2 separate regions of the Homo sapiens genome follow, and region 2 is linked to region 1. Evidence: chromatin contacts called from ENCODE Hi-C or POLR2A ChIA-PET data. All regions are on one chromosome and are shown on one strand. Each heading gives the region's core, a stretch centred on a gene start or an enhancer-like site at or near the end of the contact. The rest is flanking DNA. Distances are from core to core; before and after follow the strand shown.

Evidence for each region. A loop is a pair of places that touch in the nucleus more often than their neighbours do. ChIA-PET counts read pairs that join two places held with the same protein, here RNA polymerase II (POLR2A). Pooled maps may share reads with other maps.
Region 2: a loop to region 1 is called in a map of endothelial cell of umbilical vein, with 4 times the contacts of the local background. The contact joins the promoter of JAKMIP2-AS1 here to the enhancer-like site in region 1. A Hi-C loop is called at or near these places in 1 of 168 maps with a recorded cell type or tissue (endothelial cell of umbilical vein) and 4 of 50 pooled maps. POLR2A ChIA-PET finds 5 or more read pairs at or near these places in 2 of 52 experiments (H1 and WTC11).

What each region holds. Positions count from the first base shown.
Region 1 is chr5:147,480,726-147,485,367 of GRCh38, reverse strand. The region is part of intron 1 of DPYSL3 (dihydropyrimidinase like 3); the gene reads left to right. Among named protein-coding and RNA genes, the nearest start is that of DPYSL3, 27 kb to the left of the region's middle. Within about 2 kb of position 1,252, at least 16 of the 41 ENCODE cell types and tissues checked have a DNase peak (open chromatin) inside an H3K27ac peak, as active enhancers do; they include endothelial cell of umbilical vein, where a contact is called at or near this core.
Region 2 is chr5:147,558,652-147,562,754 of GRCh38, reverse strand. JAKMIP2-AS1 (JAKMIP2 antisense RNA 1) reads right to left here and starts at 2,761. Exons shown (of 4, transcript NR_038902.1): 1 at 2,618-2,761. RefSeq lists an enhancer at 1,033-1,962.

The sequences.
Region 1 (4,642 bases), core at 3-2,502:
GAAGGCATGATCAGCTCTTTGGCTTAAAAATCTGAGGTTTAGAGAGATTAAGTAAACTGCATGAACTCAGACAGCTCACAAAGCAAGAATTTTGTCTAAATCTCCAAACTCACGCTCTCAGCCACAATCAAAAAATTAAATGGAAATTTTACAAAATCTTAGCAGTGGTAAGAGGAATAAATAACGTGTGACGTGTTTTCTTCTGTTCCTTCAGCTCCATTTTCTACATTTTCTACGATGCTGTGGGTTGCTTTTGCAATCGAATAAAAGCAGTACAGTTTCTGTTACAAAAAAGAGATCTTGCCTAAATCAACCTCAAAACATAGTTGAAAAAAGAGACTAAAACTCTCATGGGCTGTAGGAAAATATACAAATATAAAAAGTATGGCCCACAGCAAAAGTAAGGAACGATGCTGGTGAGAAACTCTAAATGGAGGGGTTTTGTGGTTACTTCTTTACCATCTCAATCTTTGGAAACTATTAATGGATGCTGACCACTCCTTGTCTCTAAATAAGCATTTCTGTTTCCCAATTCCTTGCTGAGTTCTTCTGTTGATGTTAGAGAGCAGTTAACAAACCACGTCAAATCATATGCAGTTGTAGCCTGGTCTTGTGTGACATGGTGGAGATTTGAAGCATTCGGTTATCTGAGTTATATGCCTCGATTTTTTAACCCCTATCCAAAATTCTAATTTGCTCTGATGTCTGAATATTACCAGTGAGCACTTGCTTAGGGCCTGATTCTGTCTACACTGTGTAGCTTGCACAAAGAATTTGAGAAATAACCTTTCTTTATATTGCTAATACAACAACACTATTGGTTTGTTATTGTTTGTTACTGTTGATAGGAAAAGCTCCATGAAAACCAGTCATTGTCTCTAAGGACGTAGGTTGTTGATATTTAATTCCAAATTTCCCCTTTCAAGTCCTGTCTCCTCATTCAGTCAGCAGTGATGTGGCTCCACAATAGCTGTAATATTGTCATAATTTCCATAGAAACCATCTGTAAAGCTGCAAACACAGGATTACACCCTCCCTGCAGGCTGAGGCAGGAAGGCCAGATGGGCTATGAAGGGGAAAAGCCCTCAGCGAGACATAAATCATTTGGTGAAGGGGAGGAGGATGGGGGAGGAAACCACTTTAGGAGAAAAATTCTGTTTGGTGCAATCTTTGCAAACAGGATGAAATTCCCAAATGAAGTGGCCAGCAGCACGGGCTCCCTTCCAAGGCCAGTGTCTGGAACTGGTTACTTGCCGGGAACCTGGTTCTAATGAGGCCAGAGACAAAGATTTCTTATTATGTGGGCTGCTGATTTCACAGGTCATTAGCCACAGACAGACAGACAGAGAGACAGACCTAAGATCCTGGTCAACTCTTGTGTGTTCAAAGACAGAGATGGAAAGTGACGTGTAATGTTCACTCCTCAGTGCCAGGCTGGACTTTTCACATATGTAGCTCATTGGGCCTTCACAGTATCCCTTGGGGGGGAGATATTATTCCCATTTTACAGATGAGATAATCGAGTTATTCTCATTTTACAGATATGATAACTGAGCTATTCTAACTCCTTCTTGTTCAGATCTCATCTTCATCTTAAGTTTTCTGAGACCTTTCTCCGGGTGAGGTCCACCTATATGCTTCAGAATGCACCTCTATTTAATACTCATTATTCTGTGTAATAAATACTTGTTAACCCCTTTCCCACTCACCTGAGATTCCTTTGAAGGCTGTGTCCTTACCACTGCCACAGGGTTGACTCATAGTAAATGCTCATTACCAATTTTTGAATAAATAAATGAGAAAGTCTGAGTAACTCATTCAAAATCTATCTTTTCCACAGTTGTGTAGCTGGGAGTTAGAACAGTGCCTGGCATATACAGACCCTTAATAAACATTGGAATGAAGTAGTGAATGAATGGACGTCAATCAGCTGATTACACAGTTTATCAGGAAGTCACATCAAGCTTTTCTGATTTCAAACACAGTGTTACATTAGCCGGGGCCATTGTCATGTCTGGCCAGGCAATTCAAAGCACCTGGCTTCCTGTTAGTGTCTTGCTACTGTTTGCTTTTAAAAGTACCTCTTATTATATAACAGCTCTAACTAAAAAGCATTCGCTGAAAGCTCGGAAAGTGAGGGTGAGACATGGATCTGTTACTCACCATGTAAATTTGATCATATCCCTTTACCTTTCTGGGCCTTAATTTCTCCATTGTTGAAATAATTATAGTTGAGTTAAATGTGAGATTTTCTGTGAGCACCGCCATATGGTTTTGCTTTGTGTCCCCACCCAGATCTCATCTTGAATTGTAATCCCAACGTGTCAAGCGAGAGATCTGGTGGGAAGCGATTGGATCGTGGGAGCAGTTCCCCCATGCTGCTCTCATGATAGTGAGTTCTCACGAGATCTGATGGTTTTATAAGAGTTTGACAGTTCCTCCTTCACACACTTTCTTTTTTCTGCCTCCTTGTGAAGAAGGTAATTGCTTCTTCTTCAGCTTCTGCCACGATTATAAGTTTCCTTTGGCTTCCCCAGCCATGCAGAACTGTGAGTCAATTAAGCCTCTTTCCTTTATAAATTACCCAGTCTAAGGCAGTATCTTTATACCAATGTGAAAACAGACTAATACAACCTCCTTCTTTTAGAAAAAAAAATCAGAAGTAATCTTATGCGTAAGCTCAATACAAGTGAAACTGCTTTGATAGAGACTTTCTCAACCTTCCTTTTATGTGCCCAGCCTCTACCCCTTGGTGGCCTCTGAGGAAGCTCAGTGGAAAAAACGGTCTCTGGTGAACACAGTTGGGAAATCACTAGAATAGATTATAAGTAGGGCCATTCTGGCTCTAAAATTCAAGAGTTCTAGAAATATTGGCACTGAGCTCCACACATTATGTGGCCAATCTGAGCTGATGGTGTGTGCCACCTATCCTTACAAATATAGATCTAGATGGAGAAGAATGGCCATGGGATTTGGTGTCATAATTTCTGATTTTTGAACACTCAGATCCACCACTTCCACAAAGGGTATTACCCCTGAGCAAATCATTTTACTTCTCTGAGCTGATTTCCTCAAATCTATAGATTGTGAAAAGGGTTCTTTCATGATTGGGTTTTATGAGATCCAAACTGATAGCTATTGTTTATCGTGTAATTACTAAGTCCTTGGTAAATTACATTGGGAGAGGCAGGGAACCATGGGTTTTGGGTATCCTTGCATGTTGTTGCTGGTTATAACAAAAATATGAGGCCCTGACTGCTCTTTATCTGGATCATTTCTCATGGTTATGTTTTTAGTGAGCAATCTTGAGTGATGAGGTAATGTTTCCCCTAGACAAAGAGTAGTTTTGCTTCCTCTTACTGTAAAAGTGGCAAATCTTCCTACATCAGTATTATTCTCCTGTAACACAACCCACTGTATGTGCAGGCATCTGGCATCTGTGTTGAACCATGTCTTAGTCCATTTTGTGCTGCTATAACAGAATACCTGAGACTGGGTAATTTATAATGAACATAAATTTATTTAGCTCATGATTCTGGAACCTGGAATGTCTAAGAGCATGGTGCTGGCATCTAGCAAGGCCCTTTGTGCCATGTCATACTATGGTAGAAGGCAGATGGGCAAGAGAGGCAAAAATGAGCAAGAGTTCAAACTCACAGCCTCAAGCTCTTTTATAATTGCCATTAATCCATGCATAAGGGTGGAGCCCTCATGACCTAAACATCTCCCATGAGGCCCCACCTTCAGGCACTGTTGCATTAGGGATTACGTTTGCAATACATACTTTCTGGTGAACATATTCAAACCACAGCAAGCCTTTTGCATCATCCCTGTGAGACTTGGGAGGTGTGGGCAACCAAAGAAAGCCAACATAAAACTCTAGCTAATGCTTTTTCATGAGTAATAAAGTCATTTGTCTCTGACCCAGGAACCTCCTGTCTTCTGCCAGCATCCATGAAATAGTAACAGGCTAATTTGTTAGATTGTAAGTAATATAAAACTTCAGACCCTACACAGTTCTTGACATATTATGTGTAATATATTACATTGTAGTGTATTCTATCATATGATTTTAAATTATTACAGCAGCCCTATGAGGTAGGTAGATTCTAGTAACAGTATTTCATAGATAACAAAAACAGTTTCAACAAGGTTCAGTGACTTGCCAACTGTCACACAGCTATTATGTGGCAGAACTGAGATTAAACCAAGGACTGTTTAATCCCAAAAGTTACACCCTTATCTACATTTCCTCTCTGAATTTTATGAAATAATGCGTATGAAATTTTTTGTAAACTTTAAAGCATTATATACATATGTTTTATTTTTAATAAAAATAGATTTATGGCCAGGCGTGGTGGCTCACACGTGTAATTCCAGCACTTTGGGAGGCCAAGGTGGGTGGATCACCTGAGGTCGAGAATTTGAGACCAGCCTGACCAACATGGAGAAACCCTGTCTCTACTAAAAATACAAAATGAGCCGGGCGTAGTGGCACATGCCTGTAATCCCAGCTACTCAGGAGTCTAAGGCAGAAGAATCGCTTAAACCCGGGAGGTGGAGGTTGCAGTGAGCTGAGATCGCGCCATTGCACTCCAGCATGGGTAACAAGAGAGAAACTCCTTCTCATAATAATAATAAT
Region 2 (4,103 bases), core at 1,512-4,011, 76 kb before region 1:
CAAGTGCTTGATAAGTGGAAGCTACTTTATAAATGCAAAGTATGACTCGGGGGGTGAGAAGCTTCGTTCCAAGATGGTAAGAACTTCTAACTATATATGGATTATTATCCAGATGACTGCAGAATATTGTCCTCACCATTCATGAAATGTCTTGTAATCTCCATCAATTTCACCCAGAACTTTATTTTCTTTAAACCCAAACTCCTTAATCTGGTTCAAAATTAACTCGTTATTTTCCAAAATATACCAACATGTCTTCTGGGCTAGCTTTCTCCCATTAGTCCATTTTCTTCTCACTCTTGCATTATACTCCCTGCTGTATAAGTGGACTCTACTTACAATTTATATCAGAAGCACAGCTTGGGTATTACAGTAAGACCCTGTTTCTACAAAAAATTCTTTTAAAAAATTAGCTGAGTATGGTGACACATGCCGGTAGTCCCAGCTACTCAGGAGGCTGAGGTGAGAGGATCACTTGGAACTGGGGGGTACAGGCTGAAGTGAGCCGAGACTATGCCACTGCACTCCAGCCTGGGTGACACAGCAAGATCCTGTCTCAAAACAAAAGTAACATCCAGGTACAGTGTGGTTCACGCCTGTAATCCCAGCACTTTGGGAAGCCAAGGTGGGCAGATCATTTGAGGTGAGAAGTTCGAGACCAGCCTGACCAACATGGTGAAACCCTGTCTCTACTAAAAATACAAAAAAAATTAGCCAGGTGTGTTGGCGCATGCCTGTAATCTCAGCCACTGGGGAGCCTGAAGCAGGAGAATCTCTTGAACCCTGGAGGTGGAGGTTGCAGTGAGCCGAGATCGCACCACTGCACTCCAGCGTGGGCAACAAAGCAAGACTCCGTCTTAAAAAATAAAAATAAATAAAGTATACTCAAATTATTCTAAAAAGTATTTGGGTAATCTCATATTAATTTAAATTAACACTAAACCATATGTCTCCAACACACACACACACACACACACACACACACACGCACGCATACACAATTATTACATAAAATCAGGAATCTGAGAGAAAGGTGACTAGATCACAACAAAGAAACTCTCCATCCTCTCCCCTACTCTATTGCTGTGGGTATGCAGAGAAGGATTTGCTGCCCTTACCCTAAGAAGCTGGAGACTATGTTAGGCTCCATGGGAATAAACAAGGAAATTGCAACAAAGTGAATTACATACAACTACCAAAAAATCTCAGTAAAGGAAAGCATTTGCTCATTAAATATCTGGACATGTAAATCTCAGAAATTTTATCTTGGCCTGATGTGGGCAATAAATTAAACTATATTAGTTCACTTTCTTTCTTTCTTTCTTTCTTTCTTTCTTTCTTTCTTTCTTTCTTTCTTTCTTTCTTTCTTTCTTTCTTTTTTTTTTTTTTGCCTAGTTACAACTCTCTACCCCCAAGCTGAGCCCACCCAGGGTGATTCTTCAAGAGAATATAATTGGGGAATTTTGGTCTCAGTGTGAGGCCTTCAGAACTTAATCACAGGAGTCCAGAATCAAACAGCCCTTAAAAAGCAGTTCTTTCAGTTTTTATACAAAGAACTTCCTGGAACACAAGGAAGCATCATACTGGCTCAGCCCAGCATCTACTCCCCCTCACAGAACTAGACTGACTATCCTTGTCTCAGGTGGCTCCTCAGGCAGTGGGCGAGTCCTTTCTATCAGTCCTTTCTCTCATGGTTCCCTCTGTTCCTACCTTTGAAAGAGAAGCCAAGCTGAGTGATTAAGAGTCTGCCCTTGTAAGAAAAGGAGTTGGGAATTACAAGATGATGTAGCTGGCAACTTCCCTAGCTGAAAAGAGAAACACGCAAGTCTAATTTTTATGCTCTTCTGCTTTTGAATCACAGTTTTTTAAAAAATCAAATAATAATAATATGTCAAGGAAAAAGCAAGGTCCCACCAGACTCCTGGAAAGGAGCCTTTGTGTTGAGTAGGGAAATGTATGTGAACACATGAATTAGAGAAGCCAAGAATTTAGAAAGGGAAGGAATGTGGAGGGATCCAGAGGGGAATACTGTGTCTAGGAGGGAAAAGAAGTTGAAACCAGCAAGATGGGGAGGCAATGGAAAGGAGGATTGGGAGAGAGAGAGACAGTGTGTGTCTGGCGCTTAGACAGAAAAAAAAAATAGAAAAAGAACAGAAATAAGAAAAGTAGATTTCTCGAAGTTTGGACATATATTTGAGATGTTCATGTATTTGTAAAAGAAACGAATCAGCCTTCAAGCTGCTGTAGGGTGGGCAGAGACAGCTAGGGGATCCCGTCCATTAGGGTTATAGTTCTTTTTTTATTTAATGCTTTGAAAAGGCAAAATAGATCAATTTACCTGTCTAAATTCAGTACCTTGGACTTCTTTAGCAAATAAGCTATTTAGTGAGCTTTCTTTCCTGTTCTGATGGCAGATTTTTTCTTCTGCTGGAGTGACAGGGGAGAATAGGGGATATGAGATAGAATTATTCTTTCCTCAACTAGTCTTTCTATCATGACTGGATTTCAGTTCAGCTATACTTTAATAAACCCATATTTTGAGCTTAGCATGTTCAGATGTTTATGATTTCTTTTTCTATATGTAAAAGAACAAAGATTAAGAGGTTTAGAAACTTACCCCAAGTTCCATGGCCAAAATGTGAAGACATGTTTTGATTCCTGGATGGGAGTTCTTTCCACCACAGCTGTCACCTGTGTATTTCTCAAAGTGTGGTCCGCAGATCAACAGCATCCACATCCTCAGAGAGCACAGTAGGAATACAGCATCCTAAGTCCTACCCCAGACCTCCTGAATCAGAATCTGCATGTTAAGCAGGCCCCCAGGTGGTTCATAAGCACGTTTTGGTTTGGGAAGCTGGCATTCCATCATACTGCCTTCTCCAGCTAGAGGGCATTCCTCTCTAGCCACAGCTTTATTCTGGCTATGAAATAGCTGAGAAAAGCTCTGTGTGAACTTGAAAAAAATCTATGCCATTAAGACACTATAGAGGATACAAAGCAAGCCAGAGAACAGAGGGTACAGAATAATTCTATTTTAAAATATATATTTTTGAGACGGGATCTCATTCTGTCACCCAGGCTGGAGTGCAGTGGCACAATCATGGCTCACTGCAGCCTCAACCTTCAAGGCTCAATCAATCCTCTTACCTCAGCCTCCCGGGTAGCTGGGACCACAGATGTGCACCACCATGCCCGGCTAATTTTTGTATTTTTTTAGAGACCAGGTTTTGCCATGTTGCCCGAGTTAGTCTCAAATTCCTAGACCCAAGTGATCCACCTGCCTCAGCTTCCCAAAGTGTTACAATAAATTATATATATAATAGGTATATATATCCATGCAGAAAATAAAGGCTAGAAAGATTTAGGAGAAAATGTTGTCTCTGGTGATGCGATGATAGGCAATCTTGTCTCCTTACTTTTTTTTTCATTGTTCTAGTTTTCTTTTAGAAACACCTGTTAATTTTGAAAAGTTAGGTTTTCTACAGTAATCTTTACTAAATTTGGCTTGCTAAGGGGTGAGAAAAGTAATGCATGAGAAATCTGGGAATTGGCATGAGTGATCCCAATAGAATGCCACTACTGAGGTTTTCTTGGATATTAATGGGCACATAGGGTTCACCGTGTTTATCAGCCTCCTGCACCTACTCTACTCATGTCCAGGGAGGGGTTCATTCTTCTGGCCCCCAGGGGGCAGTCCTCCATAAGTTTACAAAAGCCTACTCTTTTTCCCCCACAGTGTGAATAATCAGGCATCATATTGGCCACAACTCAGCTACACCAAGGTCTGAGAGATTCTGGGCACTTTAACAACAACAGCAAAATACTATAGACACCGAGAGATAATATTTTATAAACAGAGGCAAAATCCCCAAATAAACAGAAAAGAAACAGAACACAAACCACCCACATTGCTCAGCCATAGCACCAAAAGATTTCCATCTACAAGAACATTCTTGTGTTTGGGGAGGGAGGGCAAAGGTGGGAAGGATATACACAACAAAGACATTAGACACAAGGTTCAGATTGCTAAGGTCCGCTTCTATTAATACCTCCTACTATCTGTTAAACCTTGGGCAAGTCACTTAACTGTTCTGCTCCTCTAT